2 separate regions of the Homo sapiens genome follow, and region 2 is linked to region 1. Evidence: read pairs that join two places in POLR2A ChIA-PET (ENCODE). Cell type or tissue: MCF 10A. All regions are shown on one strand. Each heading gives the region's core, and the rest is flanking DNA. Links, peaks and the distances in the headings are about the cores only.

The links. ChIA-PET counts read pairs that join two places held together with the same protein. Peaks named below come from ENCODE experiments on the same cell type or tissue, not always from the same donor. Only the 100,000 strongest peaks of a DNase experiment are listed, where the experiment ranks them.
Region 2: POLR2A ChIA-PET joins it to region 1 with 6 read pairs; 2 of 35 experiments call an interaction of 5 or more read pairs at or near these places.

The regions. Positions count from the first base shown.
Region 1 is chr20:11,801,313-11,814,059 of GRCh38, reverse strand. It overlaps LINC00687 (long intergenic non-protein coding RNA 687), which reads left to right. Exons shown (of 2, transcript NR_110635.1): 2 at 3,621-4,073. Among named protein-coding and RNA genes, the nearest start is that of LINC00687, 63 kb to the left of the region's middle. In MCF 10A, for the core only: no CTCF peak of the experiment used is centred there; a DNase peak (open chromatin) is centred at 6,499.
Region 2 is chr20:13,022,973-13,035,719 of GRCh38, reverse strand. All of the region lies in intron 1 of SPTLC3 (serine palmitoyltransferase long chain base subunit 3), which reads right to left. Among named protein-coding and RNA genes, the nearest start is that of SPTLC3, 20 kb to the right of the region's middle. RefSeq lists an enhancer at 5,040-6,239. In MCF 10A, for the core only: no CTCF peak of the experiment used is centred there; DNase peaks (open chromatin) are centred at 5,539 and 7,619.

The DNA.
Region 1 (12,747 bases), core at 2,584-10,583:
GGAGCTGGGAGGTTTATATTCCCACCAACTCCCATCAGGGCTGCTTGCAGGGAGGGGCCGCATGAATTCCTGAACCCTCCTGCAAATCTGAACTCCAGCAACTAGAAAAAGCTTGCAGGCGAATAATTGTACATAATAAAAGATGGGCCAGTGTGGATTGAAGTAAAACTTGCTGAGACTGTGTGTCAGTTTCCTAGGGCTGCTGTAACAAAGCGCCACAAACTGGATGGCTTAGAACAACAGCGACTGATGGTCCCACATCTCTGCAGGCGCGAAGTCTGAAATCAAGGTGTCGGCAGGGCCAGGCTTGCTCTGGAACTGCAGAGGAATCTTCCCTTGTCCTTTCCTAGCTTCTGATGGTTTGCCGGCAATCTTTGGCATCCCTTATCTTGTAGAGGCATCGTTCTAATCCTCTACATATGGTGTTCTTCCTCTGTCTTCACTTTGTCTTCTGTCTGTGTCTAAATTCCCCTTTATATAAGGACGCCAGTCATATTGGATTAGAGCCCCACCCCAATGAACTCATTTGAATTGATGACTTCTGTAAAGACTTTTTCCAATAAAGTTACATTCTGAAGTTCTGGGGGTTAGGACTTCAAATACATATATTTTTTATGAGACACAATTCAACCCATATCAGGGGATAAAAGTCAGTATGCTGACAGCATCTGATGTAGTCTCTACTTCAAAGGATCTATACTCTAGTACAGGGGTCCCCAATTGATACCAGCAGGGGTCTCCCCACGATACCGGTCTGAGGCCTGTTAGGAACAGGGCTGCAAAGCAGAAGCTGAGTGGCAGGTGAGCAGCATTACCTCCTGTGCTCCGCCTCCTGTCAGATCAGTGGTGGCATTAGATTCTCTAGGAACTCGAACCCTGTTGTGAACTGCGCGTATGAGTGATCTAGGATGCACACTCCTTATGAGAATCTAACTAATGCCTGATGATCTGAGGTGGAACAGTTTCATCCAGAAACCATCCCCCCTCCATCCATGGAAACTTGTGTCTTCCATTGAGGCAGGAGTATAGGTTCTGGAGTGAGGGAACCTAAGGTCGTTTCATGCTGACTTCCTAGAACTAAATTGAAAGGAAAACCCTAACTTTCCACGCCTAAGGGAAAAAAGGACCAGAGGCTACTCCCTTTGCAAACCCCCGACCTTTTCTGCCAAGCAGATGGGAAATTGGCTGTCCGCAACCAATCAGACTGATGGCCGGTCCAGTCTTCCTTTGCCTAGAAGTGCAACTTTGTAACTCCACCTTAGCCTGTGATTGATTACAAAAAGCAACCAATCAGATATTTGCACAGGAGTGTGAACTTCATTAACTCCACTTCAGTCCACTTTGTAACTACTCTTCGCAACTCCTCTGATTGCAGGCCACCACTTCATTTACATGAGGTGAGCATGAAGTGGCCAGTGGGTATTTGGACCCGAGAAGATTCTGTATCCGGGCCTTTGAGCCGCTGCTCAGGCTCGTTCCCACACTGTGGAGTGTACTTTCATTTTCAATAAATCCTTGCTTTCGTTCTTTCGTTGCTTCATTCTTTCTGTGCTTTGTTGCGCATTTTTCCAATTCTTTGTTCAAAACGCCAAGAACCTGGACAACTTGCAGTCAAGACCCTCTACTGGTAACACCATGAAATCAGTCCCTGGTGCCAAAAAGTTTGGGAACCTCTGCTCTAGTAGGGGAGAACAATAAAGAAAACAAATAAATACAATGTATAGTATACATGAAAATGATAAATGCTATGGAGAAAAATGAAGACGGGAGGTAGGATGCTTCTTGGTATTCTCCAAAAGGGTTCGAATAGTTATGCACACACAGTTGGGGGTTCAATAAATATTTATGAATGTCACGACTAAGTGTCTGAATATACAGAGTGTGCTATTCATATGATCTTTCATTTGATATTTAATATCTATCAGTGGTCTGCCTAGTAGTGTACTAGGTCTCTGTGGAGAATCTGAGTCTTTTTTTATTTGAATGGTTTATTTACTCACTAAGAAGTTTTGGCAGATTTATATGTGGACTGTGGAGTTCAGAAAAGTAGTGACCAATTAGTTGTATTTGTAATCTCTCTGGAGAATTATTTTGAGGAAGAATGGTTAATACACATACACACACATATAAAACCTATATAAACACATATATAAAAACACATTTAAATATAAAGTGCCTCAAAAAAAAAAAGCAATTTGGTAAAACATTAGCCTGAAAATAAAATACCAATACAGAACAATTTCTAGTTTACTTAATGAGGACATGGTGATACCTCTCTACCTATTTCATGAAGCTTTTATTTGGTACATTTACTTTAATTTTTTAATGCATAATATCTCGTTAACAATTCTGACATGGGCTTTCTAAACACTGAAGTTATAATTATATAAACATTTCTGGGCCGGGCATGGTGGCTCACGCCTGTAATCCCAGCACTTTGGGAGGCCAAGGCAGGCGGATCACGAGGTCAGGAGATCGAGACCATCCTGGCTAACATGGTGAAACCCCATCTCTACTAAAAATACAAAAAATCAGCCAGGCATGATGGCGGGCGCCTGTAGTCCCAGTTACTCGGGAGACTGAGGCAGGAGAAAGGTGTGACCCCAGGAGGCGGAGCTTGCAGTGAGCTGAGATCGCACCACTGCACTCCAGCCTGGGTGACAGAGCAAGACTCCGTCTCAAAAAAAAAAAAAAAAAAAAATTTCTGGCTCTGTTTTAGTTTCATGGTGGTGGAAATTATAGCCATAAAAATCCTCTAACTGTATGTATTATAGGGAGAAAAATGACATTAATCCTGAACAATGGGTAATAATTGAGACGTGTTGTCAAGCAGTGCAGTGACAAAAAATAACCTTGCTGATCTCCTCTGTATCTTTGAATAATTATCAGCTATAAAAAAGGAATAGGTTGGTGCTATAATCTTTTTGTTTTTATTGGGAGAAAGACTATTTTAATCTTATTTTGACAGTCCCTTATCTAAACTATTAACAATTTATTCATTCTGTATTATTAGATTAAGTCACAATTGTGATCACTTATGACTGGACATTCTCTCAGCTCTTTCAGATCTTGCTCCCTGGGCTCTGTGCCCTGAGACCCATGGGGTTCCACTCAATACCGGTCTTAAATACATAGTTTTTTTCTGAAAGCTACTAAGCACAGCTTGAATGCCAGTGCTTTCAATTAAACCTTCTAGGTTTTGTGCTGGTGTTAAATAGGCCACCACTGGGGTTGGTTGCTTCCAATAAATGTAGAACTAAAGGCAACTGTAGGGTGTAGAGAGAGATGATCCTTTAAACCAATATAGTGGAGATAAAAGATTGAACAAACTGCTCTTTTTCTTGCTTGACTTAGAATAGACATGTTGTAAATGATACTCTTAAGCGACCAAAACACAGTAAAAATATCCAGTGACAAAGGAAAAAAGGAGAGAAAATAACTTTTAGTTAGCTGTGTTAGTTATTGGCAATGCATATATCAAAACAGGAAAGATGTGATTTCATTCTTCAGGGTTGACTTTATACTCAACAAGATTACATGGTGAAGAGTCATCAGAATACAAGATTACATGGTGAAGAGTCATCAGAATAATCAATCTTCCTCCACTTTCCTTCTAACAGTCTCTTCGTGGCCTGTGCTGAGGACTACATCAGTCTCCTGCAATTATCATCTACACTGAAAAACAAAGAGGACAGAGGCGAAGCTAGTGGCCCTCACCATCCCCTGCAAGCTGATTGCTTCTTACTGCAAGCACTTGAGCATCTTCCTGAGAGCTTTCTTGGGCAATGGGAACCAGGCTTGGCCCAATCACAGGCAGGTGAAGTATGAGGAAATGGAGAAGGCATTGTCCAAGGAGCAGTCTTCAACCTTCACCCCGCAAGTGAGACAACTCTGAATAAGATGTGTTCTACACTCTCTTCCAAAGGTCCCCAGTTGGATGGAGCTCTAGCTGCTCATGTGATAAGCTGCCTATTAATACACAAAAGATTGCCTTTCCTCCTTGCTCTGTCTTCCTGCTGCTCTCCTACTAATGTTTCCTGGGATTGCCTCCAAATAAACCACTTGAACTCACATATTAGTGTTATTGTCAGTTGGAAGATTTTAGTGTTTTAGATATATAGGAGCTCTTCCGCTTTTAAGATTGCCAATTTCTTCTTTCTTCAGAGCAGTATTCATACCTGGACCGTATTATTTTTTTCTGGAAGTATTTTATTATTGCTTAAAAATACCAGGAAGATTACCATGAAAACTGTACATTTATAATTTAAGGATGGAATCTTCATGTAGTTTCTTAAACCTCGGAGGTGAAGGTATTACATATTCCAGAAATTCAGGAAACTTTCTGTGTTATAGAATAGCAGGATATTGAAACCTACATTCTCTGGTTAAGAGAATGCCTACATGATTTTTAAATAATTGGTCTATGGGCTGCCCATGGTGGCTCACATCTGTAATCCCAGCACTTTGGGAGGCCAAGGCGGGTGGATCACTTGAGGCCAGGAGTTCGAGACCAGCCTGGGAAACATGGTGAAATGCCGTCTCTACTAAAAATACACAAATTAGCTGGGTGTGAGGGTGTGTCCCTGTAATCCCAGCTACTTGGGAGGCTGAGGCACAAGAATTGCTCAAACCTGGTATGCGGAGGTTGCAGTGAGCCAAGATTGCACCACTGTACTCCAGCCTGGCTGACAGAGTGAGACCCTGTCTCAAAAAAAAAAAAAAAAAAAAAAAGAATTGGTCTGTGAATAGTGATAGCAAACATAGCATATTTTTCTTATTCAAAGAAATAATTATTGAGATCCTATTATGTATATGTTTTGTAAACTGGTCCCCTATTCATGGTGGGGCCCCACTTAAGCTCAGGACTAGATACTTACCAAATCCTGGAGAAGGGCCTGTTTGCTTCTAAGTTTCCTTGCTTTGTGGAATTTAAAGTGATTGTCATACCCAAGTAAGAGATGCTTAGGGGGTGAGGAGAGGATTAATACAGAGGCTAAGTTCTTATTCAAATGCAGCTCAGTTTTAGATCTCATTTTATGGCCATCATCCCATACAGATTTGCCAAGAAGCATTCCAAAATGATTCTTGACGATTAGCTATCAAATAGAAAAAGAAATAAGATACTTGGCCGGGCGCGGTGGTTCATGCCTGTAATCCCAACACTTTGGGAGGCTGAGGTGGGAGGATCATGAGGTCAGGAGGTCGAGACTGGCACCACAGAAGTCATTTCTCTAGTTTATCCCTTCAGAAGTGGCTTACATGGTATAAGGCACTGCAAAAATAAATAAATATTTGTGGCTAGTACCATAATAGCATATCCCCTTTGATGAGGAAGACCTTGAAATAAGTATAAGTATGATGTTACAGGGACAGAAATGTAGAAACAAAACTTTCATATAGGATATATACTGTGTACTTGTGTTAGTTCATTTTGCATTGCTATAAAGGAATACCTAAGGTTAGGTAATTTATAAAGAAAAAAGATTTATTTTGGCTCACAGTTCTGTAGACTGTACATGAAGCATAGTGCTGGCATCTGCTTCTTGTGGGGCCTCAGGAAACTTCCAATCATGGCAAAAGGTGATGGGGAGCAGACCTGTCACATGGTGAGATAGCCAGTAAGAGAGAAGCCAACTCGTTGAAATTATATATGTTGGCTGGCTAAGGAACAAGTCTAGTGTAGTCTGTCTCTCCTACTGATTACAACTAAAAAATCTGGGCAGAATGTGAATAGAACTGCCCAAGATCTCTGCAAAGTAACCACAGCAAGTGGGTTGAAGATTGATGTCAAAACATGAGTAATGACCCAAAAGGGGTAGAGCAGAGGGGTGGGATATGGCAGGTGAGTTTCGTGTTGTTGTTTTCTTTGTCTGTCAGCATTGTCTCAAGAGGGGGTTTAAGTCCTAGAACTGCACAGCAGGTGCTGAAAGCAAATGCTTTAGGGAAGAATCCCTTCTTTTTGACTAAAGACAAGTAAAAAGGACCTCTGTATGCTGGAGAATGTGGGGAGAATCCCCCATCTCCTTTTTTAAATCATTTACCTCCAGACCCTGCCCAGAGCAGCTCAGTAACTGAGCTGCATAGATGTCTGGCAGTGAAGAAAAACCTAAAACCATGGCAGAAGGCTTGTCTTTCTAGCCAGAGGAGCTAAAAAGAAGCTCCTATTGTCCAGAGTGTGTACAATCCATGCCATTTTTCTCATTCTCTTTTCTTTTTCCACTTAACCTTAAAGTAACCCTATTTACTCAAAAGTACATGACGTTGTGAGAGGCTAAACATCTAAGAAGATTCAATCTTTCTGGCTAGAGATACCAGGGGAAAAAGGTCATTGATTATGGGAACATGTGGGAGAAAATTCAGAGATGAAAGAGCTGAAGAAATAGAATTCCAAATTTCGGGTATGTAATGACATAACTCTTGGACTCACCCTGAGCTAAGTATGTGTGGAACAACACCAAGGCATAGCAAAGATTGTGAGGGCTGAACTACAATATAAACTATGACTCAAATTTCAGGCTCTTCTCCAAGTGCAGCGTGCATCAGCCTGGCCCAAAGAGCACAGTAAAGACTTTGAAAACAGAATTGACATTGGGACCACCATCATTGAAGGTGAAACTTCTTGACAGTCTGAAGCTAATCATGTTAATTATCAGTTACTAAAAAAAATTAACATTTTTTAGATTATAACAGGACCTACAAACTTGCAAGATGAAACTAAAATGTTCTGGATACAATCCAAAATTATGTGACATAATAAGAATGAGAAAAATCTGAAAAATTTACTGTCTTCAAGGCAAAAGACAGTAAATAGATGCCAAACATAAGATGACCTAAGCCTTGGAATAGTCTGTCAAAGACTTTAATGCAACTATTATAACCATCTTCTGTGAGATAAAGTTAATGCTCTTGAAAGATAGAAGCTCTCAGCAAAGACATAAGTAAAAAACTACCAAATGGAAATTCGAGAACTAAAAAAAAAAAATGATAGAGCTTCAACATGCATTTAAAAAAAACCTGATAGAACTGCAAGAAAAAAATTGGCAAATCCACAACTATAGCCTATATTTTAGTATTTCCACTTTAATAACTGATAGACTAGTGTATTCGCCTATTTTCACATTGCTATAAAGAAATACCTGAGATTGGGTAATTTATAAAGAAAATAGGTTTAATTGGCTCATTGTTATGCAGGCTATACAGGCAGCATGCGACTTCTGCTTCTGGGGAGGCCTCGGGGACCTTTTGCTCAGGTGGAAGGCAAAGCGAAAGCAGGTATCTTCATATGGCTGGAGCAGGAGGAAAAGAGTGAGAAGGGAGGTGCTACAGACTTTTTTTTTTCTGTTATTATTATACTTGAAGTTGTAGGGTACAAGTACACACAGACTTTTAAACAACCGGATCTCACAGTAACTCACTCACTCGCTCTCATGAGAACAGCACCAAGAGCATGGTGCTAAACTATTCATGAGAATTCCACCCATATGAGCCAATCACCTTCCACCAGGTCCCATCTCTAACACTGGGGATTACAATTCCACGTAAGATTTGATGGGAACACAGATTCAAACCACATCAAGTAGGTAGTCAGAAAATCAATAAGTATGTTGAAGACTTCAACAAAACACTCTTTGCAGGTGCAAAGAATGGAATATTTACCAAGATAGGAGATATTCTGCATTATATTACAAATCCTTATAAATTTAAAAGAATTAAAGTCCTACTCAGTGATATGGTTTGGCCGTGTCCCCACTGAAATCTCATCTTGAATTGTAGCTCCCACGATTCCCAGGTGTTGTGGGAGGGACCCTGTGGGAGATAATTGCATCATGGGGATGGGTCTTTCCTGTGCTGTTGTGATAGTAATAAATCCCACAAGATCCAACGCTTTTGTAAGGGGGTGTTTCCCTGCAGAAGTTCTCTTTTGCCTGCTGCCACGTAAGATGTGTCTTTCGCCTTCTGGCATGATTGTGAGGCCTCCCCAGCCACGTGGCACTGTGGGTCCATTAAACCTCTTTTTCTTCGTAAATTATCCCATCTCAGGTATGTCTTTATCAGCAGCATGAAAACAGACTAATACACTCAGTATGTTCATTCATCACAATGGAATAGATTGGAAATCAATAACAGAAATATCTCTAGAGAATTGCTACGTATCTAAAAATTAAATACCACACATCAAAATAACCCAGAAGCTAAAGCAGAAATCAAAAAAGAAATTAGAAAGTACTTTGGACTGAATGACACAACATATCAAAATTTGCAGGACTTTGCTAATGTAGTACTTAGGAAGAAATTTATAGCACTAACCACCCATAACAGAGGAGAAGAAAGGTTTCAAATCAGTGTCTTCAGTTTGCATCTCAAGGAACTAGAAAAAAGGCAAATTAAAAACAAAGTAAGCAGAAGACAGGAAATAATAAAGTCAATGCTGAAATCTAAGAAGTAAAAAACAGGAACACAGTAGAGACAAATATTGAAGCAAAAAGCTGGACTTCTGTGATGATCAATAAAAATAATAAAACTCTAGCAAGCATGATTGTGAAAAAAAAGAGAAGGCACAATCTATCAATGTCAGGAATGATAGAAATGAGACCATTACACGTTCTGTATATATTTAAAAGATAATAAGGGAATACGATGAGTGACTTTATGCCAGTAAATTTGACAATGTATGTGAAATGGACAAATATATGAAATGGACAGATTTCTTGAAAGACCTAAACCACAAAAGTTAACTCAAAAAAATGATAGCCAACGTATATGAAATGGACAAATATATATGAAATGGACAAATTTCTTGAAAGACCTAAACTACAAAAGCTAACTCAAAAAAAAAAAAAAAAAGATAGCGCAAACAGCCTTTTATCTACTTAAGAAATTAAATTTGTAGTTAAAAGCCTCCCTACAATGATAAATCCAGGGCCAGATGTCCTTACTGGTAAATCCAGTCAAGCATTTAAGTAAGAAATCAAAACAATTCAGGTAAACTCTTCTAAAAATTGAAGAAGAGGCAATACATCCCAATCCATTCTCTGAGACCACTACAACCTTGATATCAAAATCAAAGCCATCACAAGAAAATAAAACTATAGACATATATTCCTCAAGAATATACATGTAAAAATTCTAAATAAAATTCAACAATTTTGATAAAGATAATACTTCATAACTATGTAGAGCACATTCCAGGAATACAACACTCAAAAGTAAGTCAATTTAATTCACTATAAAAAAAGCAAGCAAACAAAATCTTTGTGATCTTTGACTAAGTAAAGAGTTCTCCAATACACCATCAGAAGCACAATCTGTTTTAAAAAAGATAAATACAACCTCATCAAAATTAAAACATTAGCTCCCTGAAAGAACCTATTAGAGAATGAAAAGAAAAGCCACAGACTAGAAGAAAATAATAGCAAATAGAATATCTCATAAAGAACATTTATTACAGCTCAGGAAAAGGAGTGGAAAAAAAGATTTATTCATAACATATGAAAAACACTCAAAAATTCATTAATAAGAAAACAAGCCAAAAGTAAAATGTGCAAAATATTTAAACAATTCACTAAAGAAGATATATTGATGGTAAATAAGCCCGTAAAAAGAAGTGCAACATCATTAGCCATTGAAGATATACCAATTAAAACCACAGTTGGATACCACTCCATACCTATTAGAATGGCTATAATAAATAAAAACAGCAATACTAAATGCTGATGAGGATTTTGAGCAACTGGCATAGATAGATCACCTGCGAGAATGTAAGATGGTACAGCCACTTTGGAAAGCAGCTTGGCAGTTTCTTACAAAGTTAACTATATGCTTACTATATGACCCATCTATTCCACTCCTAGGTATTTTCTCAAGAGAAATGAAAATATGTTGGTGCATAAACCTGTACACTAATAGTTATAAGCAGCTTCATTCATAATTTCCAAAACAACCTAATGTCCTTTAACTGGTGAAGGGATTAAAGAAAGACTACTGAGAAATAAAAAGGAACAATTGAAAACTTTCAGTGAGATGGATAATTATTTTATTATGCTAATTTAAGGAAGCCAGACTCAAAAGACCACTACTGTATGATTCCATGTATATGACATCTCGAAGGGACATACAAAAGGAATCGATAATGCATCAGTGTTTGCAGAGGTTAGGGTGGGGGAGCATTTGAGCACAAAGTAGGAGGAAGAGAGAATTTTTGAGGAAGATGAAACTGTTTATTGTCTTGACCATGATGGAGTTTACATGACTTCATGCCCTTGTGATACACAGAATAATGGCCCTTGACAATGATGTTCATATTTGAATCCCCAGAACCAGTAAATATGTTAGGTCACATGACAAAGGGAAATTAAGGTTATGGATTAAGGTTTCTAATCAGTGTACCTTCAAATAGAGAGATTATCCTGGATTATCCAGGTAGGCCCTGTATCATCACAAGTATCTTTAAAGGTGAAAAAGGGAGATGGAAAAAGAGGAAATTTGAAAAGGACTTAGCTTGCCTTTGCAAGGCAACCACAAGCCAAGGAATGTGGTCAGCCTCTAGGAGATGGAAAAAGTCAAGGAAACAATTATCTCCTGAGCTTCCATAAAGGAAGACAGCTCTGACCTCAACTTGATATTAGCCCAGTGAGAATCCTACCAGACTCTGACTTACAGAGCCTTCAGGTACTATATTTGTTTTCCTGAAGTCACTAAACTGGCATTTTGTTCTGGAATCAATAGAAAATTAATACAGCGTTCACTTGTGAAAACTCATAGAACTGTGTATCAAAAGAAATTAAGTTTACTCATGCAAATTTACAAGTAAATTAAAAACATTTAAAGTTGCATATGTGGCTCACCTTGTATTTCTATTGAACACAGTGATTTAGACCATCTCACAAGTAGGAAACAACTTTTTATTGTGAATATCTAGAACAGTGGCTGATGGGAAACACCCCTCATAACTATCAAACACATAGTAGATTCATATGTGAATTTAAAAAGTTTGCTGGTGTTGCATTTCTCTTTTTAAGCCTATCTGCCAATCCCCCTACAATCATGAGGCGCCCTCAAGTTTCTCTCTGATACATTTTCCTCTTTCTGACTTATTCCTTTCCTTTGTTAGAGCCAGGGAAGATGTGGTGGATAAATCTTTTGTTTTAAAATGAATCTGTGAGGACAAGGACTCAGTTTTCAAAACCCAAGTTTAGTGCATATGAACAAATGCCAGAATACTTTAGGAAAATGTAAAGTTTGGTTGTCTTCAAGGAGTATGGATGAAAGGTGACACTAATACAAAAGGTAATTATTCTGCATTGTTTTCTGAACTGAGACACTTCAGTATTACTGTGAATGTTATTTTTGATCATGTAATTTTCACAATGCTTATATTCTTTAGAAAAGGATTAAGAATTTCATATTTTTGTTTGAAAAGATGAGACAGATTGCTCTTACTGAGATAGCAATGTTCATGTGTAAAACTCTCATCATTAATGTCTGAAACACAGAAAATTGAAAGGAATTACGAAGATTGTTAATTTTCACGGCAAAAGTTGAGACACATAGTTTAAGGAGATTCTTCACTTTTTGGAAGAATTTTAAACCAGCTATGTCCCTTGGAGAGGAGATATAGACACCTGAAGTTACAGGCAAAATTAGTGTGCTTTTTTTCCTGGATATAAGGAACATGCCTTTCATCAGCATCACAAAGACAACAGGTATGCCTTCGTAGATGCAAAAAAGCCCACTTGTGCATTTGGTACTTGTGGAGAAGAATTCTTTCTTTTTTTTTGGCAGCGGGGCGGGGGGGGGCGGGAGGCAGGGGGACGGAGTCTCACTCTGTTGCCCAGGCTGGAGTGCAGTGGCACCATCTTGGCTCACTGCAACCTCCACCTGCCAGGTTCAAGCAATTCTCCTGCCTCAGCCTCCTGAGTAGCTGAGACTACAGGCACGCGCCACCATGCCCAGCTAATTTTTTGTATTTTTAGTAGAGATGGGGTTTCACCATGCTTGTCAGGCTGGTCTCGAACTCCTGACCTCATGATCCACCTTCCTCAGCCTGCCAAAGTGCTGGGATTACAGGCGTGAGCTACCCTGCCTGGCCCAGAGTTATTTCATATATATTATTTGCATATCAGTATTCCAAAGTGTGTTTTATAGAACACTGGTCACATATGCATATTTAAGAGGAAAAGGATTCCATGATGAAATTATGGGGAATGTATTCAACTACATATACTTTTGGAGATTCTTAATACACATTACTATTTTTTACATCTTATAGACCTCGACTGAATTTATTTGATAGATAAATACTTGACTCCAACTCTCACTGGAAATATATTGTTAGTGCATCTTGTAGATGCAACGTGAATTTAAAGCAATATATTTATTTGCTTGAAATCTTTGTTGAAGTCTCATTTGTCCGTATATTTAGATTTTACTACTTCAAATTCCTGAAGAAATCTGTTCATCTGAAAGCAAACTGTTTATATAAAAGAAGAGTGATATTTTAGCTTGTGAATGATTTTGGCTAAATATCAGTCTTTAATATCTACTGAAAAGGGATATACTTTCTTGATTAAGAAGAAACCGTAACTCTATTTTAACTAGATCCTACAGTTCAAAACAATCAAACCCACCATATTACTGTTTTTTCCTGTTACATTTCATGGAAAACTGCTAGAAAACTTCCTTATCTAAATTACTCACTATGTCTTGGGCTTTGGCAGGCACTTTATTCACTATCTCATTTAATTCTCA
Region 2 (12,747 bases), core at 3,176-11,175, 1.2 Mb before region 1:
GAGTGTGTCACTTGATTCTACATGTGTATAGTCATGTATGATAAATCTATTTGCACACAGCACCTTCCTGATAATTGTATTTTTGTTTTGGAAGGCACAAGGTGCAATTAATCATTGACCAGTTAGCAGTTTATTGGTTGATACGTTTATTTGGACACAGCACCTTCCTGATAATTTTATTTTTGTTTCGGAAGGCACCTGGTGTAATTAATCATTGACCTCTTGGCAGTTTATTAGCAGACTCTGTAATAAAACAATGTTTCACATGATAAAATCCAAGCTTCAAGAAAGCTCCTATTTAGCAGAACCAAGTAGGATAGCTGGAGTAGAAGAAATCTAGTTGCTCAGTCAACTCAAGTTGTTCAGGCCGCTGAAATCTACCAATATGTAGGACAACTTATAGTAAAATTTACTTTTTCGACAGCATCAAAACTCCAGCACCAATTCTATTTGAAATATTTTGTTATTGTCATTATTTTCTTACCAGTTCAACACTAAACCAAGTCTCATTGAGTGTCCATGTTACCAACTGTTCTGCCAGAAGACAGGAAATGTCCACAGAGAGACTGAAAGCTGACAAATGGTACATAGAGAGATGTTCAGGGAACAGCTGTGAGAACTGGGAGGAACATGAAGCTAACACTGGCTGGAAAAGGCAGGGGAGGTTTCATGAATGAGGGAAGAATTGATCAAAGGTTTGACTGCTGAGCAGTGGAAGGATAGGCACAGTAGCAATGAATAGAGAGAAAGATCCCCAAGATAGAATTGAGAACATCAGGATAGATACCCATCACCTTTCTCCTGGACCACTGCAATTACCTCCTGGGTGGTCTCTTTATTTGATTTTGACTCCTCAACTCTGCAGGTGCTAGACAACTCTTTCTCTAGCTCTAACATCCAACCATCATCTATAACAGCATTTTTTTTTTGGTGAATAACAAAAAGTATGTTTTTACATGTAGAACTGACGCAAATGATACACTATTTAGTTCTTGATTTGGGGTAGTTTAATTTTATGTGTGATGGTAAAGTTTCTCGTTGGGTTAAATTTTACTGAAGGTCTCTGTACTTCCTATGTCTGTGTGTTGGCATCTTTCCCCAGATGTAGATGTTTTCAGCCACTCTCTGCAAATATAATTTCTGGAAAATAAATTTTCCAGTTAGAGGAGAAAAGATAATTAAGAATAATAAAGAAAGACCACAAGAATTATGGGACACCATCAGGAGGTCTAACTCTAATCTGCTCCCTAGAGATGGCCATCAACAAAAAGAGTTTGGGAAAAAAAAGTATGTACCTTTGCCCTGTGCTGGGGATTTTCATGTCAAAAGCTAGGATGTAGCAGTCAGTGGCAATATCTTTCTTATTCCTCACTGTGTCCCCAGTGTCTACACATGGCCTCACACATGATGTGGGATAAATATTTGCTGATTGAATCAACTTGTTAAGTGCTGTGAGCAATACTGAAGTGAAAAACCATTTAACTTGGGAAACTCAGTACATATATCAAATACATTTTTTTTTTCTTTTATCTTTCATGACATCTACCTATGTCATGAGAAAAACTCTTTGGGAATTGTTGGTTTTCAGTATAGAGCTTAGTTATTTGGTACAGAAGACAATAATCTGCCTGATCTCTGATGTTCCACCTTCCATTTATTGCCTAAGCAGTATCAAATGGCTCTCACTTCACACCCTGCTTTTTATTCCTTCCTAGCCTTTCTTCATATCGTCACTTTTCGTAATTTCTTCAGTTTCTTCTGTTTCTTCCCAACTGTTCTCCCCTTTCACCTCTCCCTCACCTCCACCTCACATACAGACACTCTGCCTGCCTTAAGACACAGCTCTGGCTTCACTTCCTAAAAAGCACCAGGCTGGATGTTCTCACTGCATAACACCATCATTACACTCACCACCTTGTATAACAATAATATTTTAAAGATTTTTTAATAGGCAAGTCACTTAATAAATATTTTCTGTTCATTAATGAAAGAACAGAAAATAAAAGATCACTTGCAAAAATAATAGCTTCCATTATCTCTTATTATCTTTTAAATATTTCAACACTATTGTCTGGTGTGACAAAGACTGGCTATTCACCAAACCCATTTACCTCTCCTCCTCACAGCTAGGCTACATTTCTGACATCCCTTGAAGACAAATGTGGCCATAAGACTGAGTTCTGAGCAACGTGAAGTGAATAGAAGAAAAGTGTGTTACTTCTATGACTAGCTCATAAAAGCCTCTCTTCACTGTTGCCATCTGAATGTTGATGGCCAAGATGACCTTGGAAGCTACACATTAAAGATTCCAGAACCTTTGTTAGCCTGGTTTTCTGAAGAAATGTGAGGAACAGAGTCCTTACCGCCTCCCAACCCTACTTCTTATCACTACCAATTAGATTTATTATGAATAGAAATAAATTTCTGTTGGGTTATGCCATTGGGATTTGGTGGCTTATGTATTATGACACCAAGTATTACCTTAATACACACATACTATCAGAATATTGTTAAATTCTTTCCTTTCTAACCTTTGCTTAGAAGGGTTTGGTGGAAGTCTGAGAACCAAATTACCTCCTCAAGGAAATGTCTGTATTAGGAAACACCTGGTCTGATCAAAATTCAAATCAAGGTCTGAGGAAGTTTAAGTATAAAATTAACTCTGTAGAAGACCCAAGTCTTAGTTCTTGATTGATTGAGCATGTCTTTGTAAGTGTTAGGCTTCACTGACCCCAGAAGTCAAAGAGAGTGATAAGTTACAAATATGGAAACTTTGAGGGGTCAAGTTTTCCTATATTAGCTACTCCAGCCCTTTCTTTCTATTGATTAATCAGGTCAGTTCATAAGAGGTTAATTTAATTTCCCATCATCTTGAGTTTCCCATTCACCACCTGAGAAGTCAGCCAACAAAACAGTGAGGATCTGAGGAGGGCCAAGGCTTCAGCAAGGTGCAGCCAGAGTGGTGAGTGAAGGATGAAGGATTCCCACAAAAGGCAGGATTGCATGGAGGGGTCTAAATTGAGTCCCCAGCAGAGTGTTTAGTGAATATCTGCTGAAGAAATGAGTGAATGAGGGAGAGCCAAGACTGGGAAAGTTAAGAGAGGTGGTAAAGACCTTCCAGGATAGGAGGACCAGTGTGGGCACCCATTGGTGGGTGGAAATGAGGGAACATGGCCTTGCATGGGCCTCTGGCTGGGCCTTGAATGGTATATACTTGGTGATAAGCTGTATAGAGTCCACTGGAATTGAATAATGGAACGCCTTTGATAGCAGGGTAAGCCAGACTTTGTCTTTCAGGTAGTTGTGAAAGAAAGGTGTGCTTTCATTGGGATGTTCCCCTATCAGAACTGCAGAAGAAATGCAGGGCAGAAATATTTGTAAACTGGACCCCACTTGGAATGACAGCTAGGGTGAAGGTTCTAAGTCAATTGGACTTACTTCAGCTTTAGAGCTAAGTGGCTATCCTTCACCATCCTGCAATGGCTGCATTATTCTGATCTTGTTTATAACTGGCTGGCTCACTTGAGGAACACAGAGCTTTTATTGAGTTATTCTGATAAATCAGAGAAAACAATGTACTATTGGTTTTATATCTCTGAGAATAACTACCACGTTCTTGACCAATTATAAAATGCCATGTGAGAACAATGTTTATCTCTCAGGTGCTCAAAAGCTTTTATGGACATGCTCTTATTTACTTACATGCTATTCCAAAGAAGTAGGTGGTGGATCACTGCAATGGAATTAGAATCATCTTCACGTAATAAGAGAGACACAAGGACATTAAGCAACTTGCCTAAGGTTATGAAGCGGGAAAAGACAGGACTAAGTTGATCCTCTCAAATCCACATACCAGGGTTAAAGCCCGAAAGAAACATAAAAGTTAGATCTTTAAGACATGACAAACTGGAACATATTTCAGAAATAGAGTACCCATGGGACTTAGTCTTTTTCCATCTCAGGTGAATACTAGTAGCTGCAAACACTGTGCAAAGCTTGACTTCCACGTGCGTGTACCTGTGTTGGGCATGGGAAAGATCACTTGGGTAGTGTCTTACAGCACCCAGCCTCATGGAGGTCATGGGCTAGTGGAGAGAAACCATGTGCAAAATAGAACAAAAATAGAACCTTTTAAGACTAGAGAGCAAGAAGTCTAGCCAAGTGCCATAGCAGTGGTGAAAAGGAGACAAGGAGTTTGATAATTTATTTCATGTTTATACATCTGTTCATTCATTCATTCCAAAATTATATATTGAGCACCAACTCTGTGCCAGCTAGTGTGCTAGGTTCAGGTGAAATGGTGTGAGCAAGAGGGACAGAGGCCCTGCTCTCACGGTTTAGATCTATGCTGTTCAATACAATTGTTGCTAGCCATATGTCGTTAGTTACATTTAAATTTCAATAGTTTAAATTAAGTTTAGAGATTGAGATCTTCGATTGCACTAGCCACATTTCAAGTGCTCAATATTCTCATGTAGTTGGTGGCTACCTTACTGGACAGGACATTTATAGAGCATTTCCATCATCATAGGAAGTTCTATTGTCCAGAAGTTGGCAAATTATGGCCCGCAGCCTAATTTTGTAATAAAGTTTTATTGAAACCCAGCTGTATCCATTTGTTCATGTATTGCCTATGGCTGCATTTCCGGTGCAGTGGCAGAGTTGAGTAGTTGTAACAGAGACTGAATAGCTTACAGAGCTGAAAATATTTACTATCTATCAAAGGCTGCCAACCCTTGGTCTGGAAGGAAATACGGATGAACAATATTTAGAAAAAGGAAAATTATAAGTAATTAAGAGTGCTGTGGAGTGGTTATAGGATGGGATCTGACCTAGTTCAGAAAAAGAGAAGGTCCTCCCCAAAGAAAATGAAGTTTTAAATAAAATCTGAATAATCAGTAGGAGTTTACCAGGAATAAAAAGTCTTCCAGGCAGAAGGAAGTGCTTGAGGAATGGTAAGGAGGGTGTGCGGTTGGGGTAGCTCATGGATAGGGAGGGGCAGGCATGGCTGAATGTCAGTTCCAGGAGGAGGACCTCCATCCACTTTGTCCATTGCTAGTAGTACCCCAGTTCCTAGAACAGTGTCTGACATGTAACAGGGGTCCAGTAAATATTTAATGAATGAAGGAACAAATGTAAGAATGAATAGGCTGAGGAGGTGATGCAGGGCTGGCAAATTGTGTTAAGGATTGCAGCTTTGATCTTAACACGGGAAGCTACTGATGAGTTTAAACAAATGGTAGCCTGATCAGGCATGGTTCTTGAAAGGGCCATTGGAAGATGATGTGGTAAATAGATCTCCAGGGAGCCCCCGTATTCAGTGGTTCACAGTGATTTGTGGTTAGTCATTTTAAAATCTCTTTTATATTCGTGGTGGAAGAAAATTTGATGAGTCCAGCTTACTTAGTTGGTTCTGAAATTTCAAGTCTCTGACCAAAATTCAAAAGGCTAGTCTCCTAAATTCCACAGGAATGAACCAACAACAGAGGTGTGTTTTGACATCACAGTGTGGTGTGCCCTGTGGCATTTCTTCACAGTAGGGGCAGCCAGTGACTCATGGATGAGTTATTATGAGGGTGGGGCTCCTGGAGGCACATGCAATGTGGTTCTGACAGTCATTTGGCTGAGCTCCGTGGACTGAACTTGGATTACAAACCACAGTTTTTCTTTTTGAATCAAAATAAACCAATTTCTTCTTGCACCTCCTTGCTGAGCTACTATACCTAGGTCCCACCCAAAATTTCCTGTCCCCTGATGCTAGACCAAACAGGGACTGCTATTCAGCCACATGTAGAAGCAGAAGGCTCTCTGACCTAGAAAGAGAGAAACTTGCCAAGGATTCAGCAGCTGTTCCCTTCTCTGTGTGTTTATTAGGAATTGGTGTGTGGCTGCACATAGCCTATTACCCCATATAACTTGGTTCATCTTTTGGTTTCCTTTGAAGACAGAATGTATCCTTACAGATTACACTTAGTTGAAATATACGGATTCCCTGGCTGAGATCTTTTGTTTGCACTGAAAGCAGCACATGTTATTTTACTTTTCATGAAAGCCTTTTGCTTCCATGAAAAATAAGTATATTGTCTCCAAACAAGTAATTCGCTAAGAAAATGGCACCACAACAATTTATTAATTTGCTTCCAAAAAGTCTAATAATATCCATGATCATAATTATAATTATCTGATTAATTGTTTTCAAGTGCCATATAATATAGGAAAAAATAACCTCTCCCAGAGCAAGGCTAATCTTGACTAGCAATACTCCTGAATCAACCAGCTTTGTATAACCAGGCATGTTTTAGCCATCATAGCTCCTGAGCCGAAAGAAGTGAATAGGTGAAAAGCATGAGTTATCTGACTGGAATATTAAGATTGACATTATACTTAACAAAAGCGAACTGATGTCTGTGACTTGTTTAATTCAACCATTGAATCATTTTCGCAGGTCACCATGTGGAGCACTTTTATTTCTGAGTACTATACTCAGTCTGTAGGGACGTGATTCAGTTGTCTTGCTAAGAATGAACCAATGGGAAAGGATGGATTCTTAAAGAAAAGGCCAGCCCCTCCTGTCATAAGCTAACAAACTAACCCGAGATGTACTTCAGCTGTGGGATATCTCCAGGTGCCCCAAATCATTTGCATGGGTGGACAAATAGTGTTACTGTCAAGGGCTCCTTCGGAGTTTGTTTCTGGTTTTGTGATGTGTAAGGGAGTACAGTGTTACAGGCAAAGGGCACAGGCATGTCTTGCCCTGGATTGGCCGTTTTGAGATCTTGGGCAAGTGACTATACCTGTTTGAGTCTCTGTTGCTTCCTATTTTAAAATAATAGCCAAATAGCTTCATCAGCAGTAAAGGATACGAGTGTCCCAAGGCTGTGTTCCAGGTCTGAATATCACACTCTTGTGAGAGAACAAAGCATAAATAATTCAGCCTTAAAGGAAGTGGAAGCTAGTTACTGTTGTTGGCTTTGATCCTGGTTTTGACAAAATGCAAAACCAGCAGAGAAGAATAGTCCATTCTTATCTTGTATCTACTTGTTGGTTAGTCTAATAGTTCCTAAATACTAGTCTATAACACTTTAAAGACATGTATGAAAATTTTCACTGATGTATGGTAAAATTTAAAAATGATATATATGTGTAACATATAAGTATATTATGCTTGCAAGTATATACATATATGGACATCTTCCTAGGGACTGTCTCTTAATCAGACATCATGTCCATAATATCTTTTAGGGTGAATTTATGGACGATAGTGATAGTGGATAAGGGGTTATTAGATCTTTTGAATCATGGCAGAATAAAAACTTTGGTACAATATAATTCACTTAAAAAAAACTCACAGGTCTATGAAATTCTGAAGTCTGATTCCACTGGACTGAATCACCAGACATCAGCCCCCTGAGCTTTCACACTTTGTGAACAGAAACTTCTGGTCCTGTTGAGAAATGTATTACTAAGATCTTAAAAAAAATCATATAACATGGTTCTCTGAGATCTGATATCCGTTCTGCCATTATTATTCTAATATGTAAGAAGTTCTGGAGCCAAGTTTCCTTAGGACTAATTATCAAAGTAGGTGGTTGAAAAGCATGTTATGTTGCAAGAACCCAAGAGTTCCAACCGTGTCATCAATGCCTCTGCCTTGGGCAAACTCAACAAAGGAACCAAGGCGTGAATTGACTCGTGTGCCCTTGCTGGGTCTAGAATTAACCATTCGTAATGTCAAGATTTTAAGAATAGAGCTGAGGCTGGTCAAAGACTCCAAAGAAGGTATTCTAAGAAATATACATCATATAAAACATAGAGATGTGATGACAAAGGTAAATAATTGTTTAAGAGAGATTTGTAGAAAATTTTGCTATCTGATATGCCATGTAAAATCACTTTGCTGCCTAGCTATAAAAGTCTTAGGTAGAAATCAGTATTATTCTTTGAGGCTTTTAGAATCGCATGGATTTTTAAAATTTTAGTAAGACTGATTCCCAAAGCTGTTCCTCTGGGCAGTTTAATAACTAAATTGACACTTTTGCGTGTGTGTGTGTGTGTGTGTGTGTGTGTGTGTGTGTGTGCGTGCTGAAATAGATTACTGAAGAACAGAGGCTCTGATTTTTTTCCTTCCTTCCTGTTCTTATGAGGGGAAGTGGACGGAGTTGTATGCACTGAATAAGGGCCTGACAGGTGTCTGCTGCACCCAGCCCTTGAAGGCATTCCTGAATGTAGAGTCGGCGTGTCTGTGTCTGGCATTATAATATTATCCAGCTCTGTCTCTATTATCTATGTGGTTTTGATCTCACTTTTCTGAGCCCCATTTTCTCATCCTAAAACAGGTCAGTAGCATTTGTTTATCTGCTTCACAGCACTGGATCACTTCCTGGATGACTGAGGGTACAATGAGATCCTGGATGTGAAAGGGACGTACAGACGTAAGGATCATTGTAGTTGATGCTGAAGGTTAAAGGGGTAAAAATTGGCCGTGTTTTATAAAAATCACTGTCTTAATTTTGGGTTCTCCAGAAGCAAACCTGTATAAAAGATTCAAATACAACCTGTTTATTTGGAAGGTTATCCCAGGAAGCACTGTTAGAGGAGGAGAGATGAGCCAGCCAGAAAAGGGAAGGAAACCAATGAACGGTGTGCTTTTAAGGCAGTTACCAGTGTGGGCAGCTGGAGCTCGCTTCCACCGGGGTCTGCAGAAGACAGTGTAGAACACACCTAAGAATTATCTTTCCCGAAGGATGAGGCTGCTGGGGTATTTATCATCCAGCTCCCATCAGTCAAAGGTTGAGCACTGCTTCTAGGGGGTGTTGAATCTCCGGTGCTTTTGGCCTGATGCCCACTAGGGAAGAACGGGCTCCAGTTCCTAGAACAGTGTCTGACATGTAACAGTTTTTCAGAAAGTTCTCAGAAAAAGGGCATGGGAATTGGCCATTGGAGAGGAGGCTGTGCACATGGAAATGGTAACCGCCAAGAGCAGAAGTGGACATGGCACCAGCAGGGTCTGCTATGGTCATCCGAGTTTCAACACTGCACTTTGTTCGCACCTAACCTTAATTTCTTAATATTATTATACTCTACTATTCAGTTTGTTTTTATTTGAAGACGTATTGATGCTTTATTCAAGTATATTTCTGTCACTGTGTGTTAAAGGATTCTGCAGGCCGAGGACACGAACAGACACTTCTCAAAAGAAGACATACACGTGGCCAAAAAGCATATGAAAAAACCTCAATATCACTGATTAGAGAAATGCAAATCAAAACCACAATGACATACCATCTCACACCAGTCAGTACGGGTATTACTAAAAAGTTGAGAAATAACAGATGCTGGCAAGGTTGCAAAAAAAAGGGAACACTTACACACTGTTGGTGGGAGTGTAAATTAGTTCAACCATTGTGGATGACAGTGCAATGATTCCTCAAAGAGCTAAAAACAGAACTACCACTCAACGCAGCAATCCCATTACCAGGTACCTGCCCAAAGGGATATAAATTGTTCTACCATAAAGAAACATGCACATATATGTTCATTTTAGCACTATTCACAACAGCAAAGACATGGAATCAACCTAAATCCTTATCAGTGACAAACTGGATAAAGAAAATGTGTTACACATACACCATGGAACACTATGAAGCCATAAAAAAGAACGAGAGTATGTCCTTTGCAGGAGCAGGGATGGAGGTGGGGGCCATCATCCTTAGCAAACTAATGCAGGAAGAGAAAACCAAATACCATATGTTCTCAGAAGTGGGAGCTAAATGCCTAGAACACATGGACAGGTATAGAGGAACAACACACACTGGGACCTAATGGAGGGTGGAGGGTGGGAGGAGGGAGAAGATCTGGAAAAATAACTAATGGGTGCTTGACTTAGTACCTGGATGATGAAATAATAAGTACAACAAACTGCTGTGACACAAGTTTACCTATATAACAGGCCTGTGCATGTACCCCTGAACCTAAAATAGAAGTTTTAAAAAAAGGTTTCTGCAGGTCAACCAATATGCAACCTCTTGTCATATTCTGGCACTGTTTCACCAAAGAAGGGGCAGAGAGGGACATAAGGCAGATTCTTGCAAGGGTCAATATTAGTAATAGTGCACATTTGTAGAGAATTTCCTCTGGTGCCTGCACTGTTCTAAGGCTTTGCATGCATTATCTTATTAATTTCTCACCACCATCCAATAGGGTAGGCACTACTATTCACCTCATTTACCAGGTGAGAAAACTGAGGCACAGAGAGATTAAACTGCTTATGCAAGGTCACACCACCATGAAGCTGGGATTCAAGCTCAGGAAGTGTGAAAGTCAAATCCTGCTTCCAAGTTTTACATAATGATTCAGGTTACTAGGGTGATAAGGCTGTAGGGTGAGGTTACGTGATATTAGGAGTCAGAAGATCCTGCTTCCACTACCTGCCAGCTGTGTGGGTGATCATCTGATTTCTTCAAATCTTGGTTCATTATATGTGAAATTTGAAAGTCTATTGTAAGGATTGACAATATTTATAAAAGGGTGAACATATAGTAGTGTCCTCATGTATGGTAGCAGTTATTACCTGTATAATTATTTTCTCTGACGTGGTGATCTGTGACACGCAGAAAAGGAAGTTTTCTACATGTGGCTCTTATTTTGGGCCATAGGAAAGGAGTGCCTTTGCTTGTAACATGAGACAAATACAAGTTCACAATATCAATTTTGAAATTGATACTAAAGAAATTTGCAATAGCAGACATTATTTTAAGGATCATCAAACTATTATAATTCCTGGCCTTTGCTTTCTTCATGTGTTCAAGAAGACAGGGGATGGAGTGGAATTGTAAAGATTACTGAACTAAGTTCCTTTCCTGCTGGAGAGATTACACTAAAGACAAAGAGGAAAATAGCTGCTGATCGCTGTGGAATTATGAGTGTGTAGCAGGGGAATTTCTCTAGAAGACAGCCTTCTGGTGAGCTCTTCCTTTACGTCATTAGATGATGATTTACACATTAGCCAGTTCTCTTCTCCAGAGATTAAACTCTTTAATTTTAAGTGAGCAGTTTTAGTTCATCTTTCCACAGTCAAAACTACATTAGGAAACTTTCTCCAAAAAAGGAATCAAAAGCCAATGCAGGTCAAAACTCATTGAATGATATACTTCAGATTTGTGCATTCCATTGTATGTAAATTTTACCTCAAAAGAAAAAAAACTATAGAAAAATATTGAAGTTAATGGTATGCATGCTGAAGGGTTTAGAAGTGAAGTGTATTTATTCTACAACTTCGTTTGAGATGCATAAAACATATGGATGGATAGATAGATAGATAGGTAGACAAGTAGTAAACGTATAGCAAAATGCTAACTAGAATCTAGGTAGTAGATATATGAATATTTATTTAGAATTATATAAGGTTTTCTATAAATTTGCAAATGTTTACAATAAAATGGTGGAGGAAAGGGCATTTCATCTAATGATAAAAAGACAGGTCCTGTGACTAGATTGCACTGCTAACTATATGTTTTATCTCAGGCAAATTTAGTTAACTTTTGCATGACTAAGTTTAGTCATCTAAAAAATGACGATAGTAACAGTATCAACCTCACGTGGTTGTTGTGAGGGTCAACGGAGTTGGTTTTTGTAAAGTTCTTAGCATGTAGTGCAATGTAAAAGTTTGTTAAATAAAAGTTTTAAAAGTCGTCTCATATATGGGTCATTCATAGGAAAACAGATCGCATTTACTTTCTTGGACACTCGACTCTGAGAATGCAGTATTTTATTAGAAGCTGATGACAGCCCTACACACCTTGGGAGATTAGTCATTTTCCCTCTAATCCAGGCATATTTCATCTCCTGCTAAGATGCAGCAGGAATGATCAAGATGAATTAATAATATTTTATTTCTATTTTCATTCTCTTCAAAAAGTTCCACTGCTTAAAGCATGCTCCCTACCTCCAAGCTTGGAGTATATCATATCTGGATAGCAATAGAGAAGCATGTTGTTACCTGGTCACCAAAGTAATCTAATGACTTTGTGATTTTTAAAAAGGTGGTAGTAAATAGTAGCCATGCTGTCCAACAAAGCTTAAGAAACCTGTGAATTAATTAATAAGAGGTTATATACTTTGAAGTTTACAAAGAAGTCTGTGGATCATATGAGCAGAGCTTTCTTAGTCTTTTAGAGATCTAGGTATGTTAAATGGGAGTTCTTGCAAAGAACAGATTTGTAAAAACAGATAGTCTTTATTCATTCCATAAATATTTTTCAGCTCCTATTACATATAGGCTCTGGTCTAGGTACTAGAGATTCAGCAGTGAAAAAGATAGAAATTCCTGCCCAGGTGGACCTCACAGTCTAAATGTGGAGACAGGCAACAGATAGGAAATAAATTAATGTGTGCATGCATGTGTGTTTATGTGTGTAGGTATATGTGTGACTCTGTGTGTGTGTGTGTGTGTGTGCACATGTGCAGATGTTTTTAAATGCTAAAGAGAACAATTAAGCAGGAAAGGGGCCAGGAAGTTGGGGGGTGGGTTGCAATTTTAGAAAGCATGTGAGCCTGAGTCCCACAGAGAAGGTGCTATGTGAGTGAAGACTTCAAGTAGGAGAAGGGTGAGCCCTGTGGATGTCTGGGTAAAGGGTGTTCCAGGACGGGGGATGAGGAGTGCAAATGCAAATGTTGCAGGTGGGAGGACGCCATGGGTGGCTGGCTCCAGGAACAGTGAAGAGGCTGTGCAGCATCTGGGGTTAGAGT